Regions from separate parts of the Mus musculus genome. Here region 2 is linked to region 1. A link is a loop called in an ENCODE intact Hi-C map of the cell type or tissue named here. Cell type or tissue: heart. All regions are shown on one strand.

Evidence for each region. A loop is a pair of places that touch in the nucleus more often than their neighbours do. Peaks named below come from ENCODE experiments on the same cell type or tissue, not always from the same donor. Only the 100,000 strongest peaks of a DNase experiment are listed, where the experiment ranks them.
Region 2: a loop joins it to region 1, with 7 times the contacts of the local background. A loop is called at or near these places in 7 of 42 quality-filtered maps.

What each region holds. Positions count from the first base shown.
Region 1 is chr7:118,115,331-118,117,830 of GRCm38, reverse strand. It overlaps Rps15a (ribosomal protein S15A), which reads left to right and starts at 1,684. Exons shown (of 5, transcript NM_170669.2): 1 at 1,684-1,695. In heart, a CTCF peak has its summit at 1,409; a DNase peak (open chromatin) is centred at 1,600; H3K4me3 peaks cover 1,627 bases; H3K27ac peaks cover 1,384 bases.
Region 2 is chr7:116,332,704-116,335,203 of GRCm38, reverse strand. Rps13 (ribosomal protein S13) reads left to right here and starts at 1,014. Exons shown (of 6, transcript NM_026533.3): 1 at 1,014-1,119; 2 at 1,256-1,304; 3 at 1,430-1,508; 4 at 2,106-2,275. The coding sequence starts at 1,097. It overlaps Snord14a (small nucleolar RNA, C/D box 14A), which reads left to right and starts at 1,947; the gene lies at 1,947-2,033. It overlaps Gm10589 (a long non-coding RNA gene), which reads right to left and starts at 1,035. Exons shown (of 2, transcript XR_869889.2): 1 at 922-1,035. In heart, no CTCF peak of the experiment used is centred here; a DNase peak (open chromatin) is centred at 1,013; H3K4me3 peaks cover 2,500 bases; H3K27ac peaks cover 2,126 bases.

The DNA.
Region 1 (2,500 bases):
AGCCTGTGGTCCTTTTGTGGGGTGAATTATGACTGGGAATGAAGACTTCCCCTGTTGTGAGAGAAGATGAAGGGGACTCTGGCGGCCAGAGCATGACAAAGATGGTTCTGGCGGGCCTTTTTCTTCTCCCTTCCTCTTTTCTAAAAACTATTAGGTTACATTCCTAAAGCTCTCTTATTTGGTCACTTATTTGCTCACTTCCTTCTGAGGCTGACTACCAAGGTCCAGCTTTCAAAGGATGGAGGTCCAGCAACCAAAAGTCCCCTTGCAGCTACCCTAATTAACGTGTCTAACCAGAGTTAGACACTTCATCCTAACAAGAGGTTTTTTCCCCCTTTACCCTCATAAACTGTCGTTTGCTCAAGGGCCACACCTGTCTCCTCTCTATGCAGAGGCAGTTCTTTGTTCCCAGGACTTACATCCTTTCCCTCCCTCTCCCTTGTTCCCCTCTCCCTCACCTTCTATCTCCTGTCTTTGTCTCTCATTCCCTGTCCTTTGTTCCTCTGGGGGAAATAAATCTTGTGCCAAACACTGCTGAGCACTGCCACATTTGTGTGGTCTCTCAAAAGCTCCTCTGAGTGGTTCTATCATCCCTGTTTTAGAGATGGAGAAACTGATTTGTCCATTCAGTTTTTTCTTCAACTATATGTCGAGGACCTACTATGTGGCAGATGCTTCTCCAGACTTAGTGTGAACAGCAATGAACGAAGCTTCCCGAACCTCTGTAGGCTTGAAGCTTAATGGTCCAGGCTAGGAGTCAACAGATTCACTTGAGGTGTAACCCCAGTTACAGAAGTGAGGCAGACAGATCACAGGGCTGCATAATAGGAGGAGGAGGAGGAGGAGGAGGAGGAGGAGGAGGAGGAGGAGGAGGAGGAGGAGGAGGAGTGTAACCCCAGTTACAAAAGTGAAGCAGACAGATCACAGGGCTGCATAATAAGAGGAGGAGGAGGAAGAAAAGTGGACCTTAAGCCGGGCATGGTGGCACACGCCTTGAATCCCAGCACTCAGGAGGCAGAGGCAAGCGGATTTTTGAGTTCGAGGCCAGCCTGGTCTACAGTGAGTTCCAGGACAGCCAGGGCTATACAGAGAAACCCTGTCTCGAAAAACAAAAAAACAAACAAAAAAAAAAAAAAAAAAAAAAAAGAGAGAGAGAGCGAGAGAAGCGGACCATGGCAGTAATCCCTGTTACTAGTCAAGATTTTCATGACTCCGGGGACAGCATTGGGCCACTACTGGTCTCCAAAAGCCAAATTCAAGCCAAACCAACCAAAACAATAATAACAAAAGCCAAGTGCTGTGATGTTTAATCTCAGCACTGGGAGGCAGAGGCAGGTGGAGGCTAGAAGTCAGCTTGGTCTTCATAGTTCCAGCCCAGCCGAAGCTACCTAGTGAGTTTCATTGTGGCAAACAAAACTAAACGCAAGAACCCGCAGTGGCGTTAATGCCAAAACCCTAGAGGCTGAGGCAGGACTGCCGCGAGTTTCAGAGCGACTAGCAGCCCACCATTTCTAGTTTCATCTGCCCCTCCCAGAGGAGGCCCCGCCCTCGCATTGGTTGTCCTATAAGAAATCACAGGGTTTTGGGTTTTTTTTTTTTAAGTGTGTGACCATGAAGTCTCGCGATAGCGCTTCCGCTTCCCATAATTCCGTGCGTTTGCCCGGCCCACTCTCTTTCTGCCATCTTCCCTCGCCGGTGAGTGAGTGTTTGTGAAACTCCGTGTTCATCCGTGTGGTATCTGTGCCATCCCTTTACCCCGTGTTCGCTTTCGGAGTCCCGTGGGCCTATAGATCCCTGCAGGGGCCGTAGTCTCCGTCTGCCGGGGTCGGGGGCTATGGGTAGCCCTTTGCGGGAGCCGGCCCACTGCAACAGGCCGGGCTCGGCTCGGGCCGGCGGGGACGGTGGCCCGCGTGGGCCCTGCAGCCTCCGGTGTCTGCGGGAGCTCTGGAGTCCCGAGTGTCCCACGCGGCCGTGGCCAGGGTTGGCGCGGGGAGTTAGGCTCAGCCACTCACTGCCGAGTTAGGGAACCACGTCGTGGTTTACTCTTGGCGCGTAAAATACGCCTTGGCAGCGTCCTGAGGAGCCGTGGAGGTAGCCTATGGGTTGTGGCCGTTCAGTAGGCTGGCTGGGCTCCCTGTCACGTACTGCCTCTTCTCCCGAAAGGGGGTGTGTGTGTGTGTCTGTGTGTTAAATGGTTACCTGTAAATGAGTTAAGTCGCGTTAACCTCTTGACACACTGCTGGCTTTGAAAATCTTGGCAGACGGTGCCAGAACTTTTTCCTAATGACAGTTCCCGCACCCCCACTTTCAGTTTGGCTAGCTGGTCGGTCCCACCATTTCGAAGGCTATCTTCTGTGTGGTGAGGCTCGGCTTGTGTCATTCTCTCCCCAGCTATTTTGTGTGGTGGGTGGTATGAATAGGAGTGTCTTGGAGGGCTAGACTCTGAAGAACAGTGCTGAACAGTCGGGAAATTGTAGTGAATTTTTCCTGGTTCTTGGGA
Region 2 (2,500 bases), 1.8 Mb after region 1:
GAATTGAAGCCAAGCTTGATGTTCGGATCACATATCTGGGCTAAAAGTGTGAATCTGGTTAATTAATCAAATACAACTTTGCCAGGAAATAAATACAAATTTGGTTCAAGTTCCCAATGTTTTGGAAAACGTAATTCAACTAGTAATGGGTTAAAAGAACGCAGCTGGGCATGATGGCTCAAACCTTTCATCATCATTTCAGCATTTTTTTAAGAGACAGAGGCAGAAAGACTTAACGTGTGTTTGAAGCAAGCCTGGTCTACAAGGCGAGTTCCTGAACAACCAAAACTACATTGAGGGACCCGGTCTCAAACACAACAAAAAAGAAAACTGGATCAGTATTTCAGTACTGTTTCAAACCTCTCACGCTTCACTTGTCAACAGGGTCTTGTAGATCTGAGTTTCTTGGGTCCATGTCTTTGTTGTTTTTTGTTGCATTTACAATAAATTGTTATATTCACCCATTCTTCGAACGCTCTGTGGTGAACCGGACTAGGACATCCTTAAAAGACCAACTCCCGGGGTAGTCCCTTTCCCCCTCATCTTCTCGAAGCTTCTTTCCTCGTTCCCAACTCTTCTCCGACGGGGGTGAGCGGTTCTGCGCTCCGACCTGTGTAGAAAAGGCGCGCAGACAGGAGGACAGACCCGGGCGGGGCTCGGAAGCCTAGAATTAACGATCTAGAGAGAAGCGCCGGCTGCACCTAGGCTTTGCGATCATCCCACACCGCACGAGTTCGGGGCTGCAGAGGGAGCCCTGAGAAACCCGCAGCTTATCCAAATCCTTCAGCCCAGGACTCGAGCACGCCCTAGGTCCCCTCAGATGCGACTTCCGAAGAGATGTTAGAGACAGACTTGCTGCTCTGGCTAAGAGCAAGACTAGAGACAAGAGTTCAAGGCGTAGCAACCCAGCCATACACTTACCGCCTCGCCGCCATGCCTTCTGGGACGCGTAGTCTCCCGGGCTCCGGTGGCCACACTATGTAGCCCCGCCCCCGCGCGAGAGCAAACGTCGGTGAGTGGCGTCACTTCCTGTGCGGCTTGATTTCCTGTGCCGTTTCCTACCTCGTTCTCTCTTTGCTGCCAGACCTCCGCCATCATGGGTCGCATGCACGCTCCCGGGTGAGCCCGCGGCGCCGACCTTGGTTGCGGGGCTGGGGCGCGGGGCTGAGAGAGGAGGATGCGGGCTGCGGGTGAAGGGACAGTGGGGCTGCTTGGGGCGCGGGCCGCCGCTTTACTTCCTATCTTCTGTTTTCAGGAAGGGCCTGTCCCAGTCGGCGCTGCCCTACCGCCGTAGCGTCCCCACGGTGAGTAGAGGCTGAGGGTTGGAGGGCGGCGTGGGAAGCGATCGGTGCGCGGGAGGATGGGACCCGAAGTGGAAGGTTGCCGCCGTGCTCTCTCATCCTAAGGCCGATTTCTCTTCCATCTGTAGTGGCTGAAGTTGACGTCTGACGACGTGAAGGAACAGATTTACAAATTGGCCAAGAAAGGCCTGACTCCCTCCCAGATAGGTGAGTGTTGATGTAATCTCTTCCTTCTGCTCTCGAGAAACAAATGTGTCTAGTCCGTATGTTAAAAAGGTTCCTCCTGCTTCCACAGCGGAGCAAGGGCTGTCTGGGATTGAGTCACATCTAACTGAATTGATTCTAAGCTGCTCTGACTTTGTACAAATGGGAAATAACTCGTTTCTGGTAGCTTGGCTTCTGAGTCTGGGAATAACTGCTCATCGGAGGAAAATATCCTCTTTAGGATATAAAAAGTTCGCTAGAAATATGCAGAAAAAATCATGTGAAATGGGCTCAGCTGATCTGAAGTAATTTGAGGTTTAAAAGCAATAACATGCAGTTTTAAAGATAGGTACAAATAAATGTTGGGCTGCTTTTAAGTTAATACTAAATATAAAGGTAGAAGTCACATTGTTTCCTCTGGTCAGATGTATTCTGGCAAGCTCACAGTGATGATGGTGTTCCAACATTCGCAGTTTCCACCAGAAGGACTTTCCATGTTGGGTTGACCTTCCTTGGATGTCTGAGTGAGCTGGAAATTTGGAGTTTGGCTGTTAGGGTTTTATCGCATGTGTGTGTGCTTGAGTGTGTTTCTCTTTTCAGGTGTAATCCTGAGGGACTCACACGGGGTGGCCCAGGTCCGTTTTGTGACTGGAAATAAAATCTTGAGAATCCTCAAGTCCAAAGGCCTTGCCCCTGACCTCCCCGAGGATCTCTACCATTTGATTAAGAAAGCTGTTGCTGTCCGAAAGCACCTTGAGAGGAACAGAAAGGTAAGGCGGACAACAAACCAGGTGTTGTGTCGAGACACTTGCGCTGCGGATCTTCAGAGGGGAGAACGCACTTGAGTCCTCTCAGGTGGTTCTGGGTGCTGGCTAATAGTCAACATGATAGTTTCCTAGAAATAGGTGGTTTGATTTTTAGCTCCCCTAAACTATTACATCCAGTTGGTCCCAGGTGCTGGGGCTTTTGTGTAGGTTTGTGGCTATGGGCCTTAT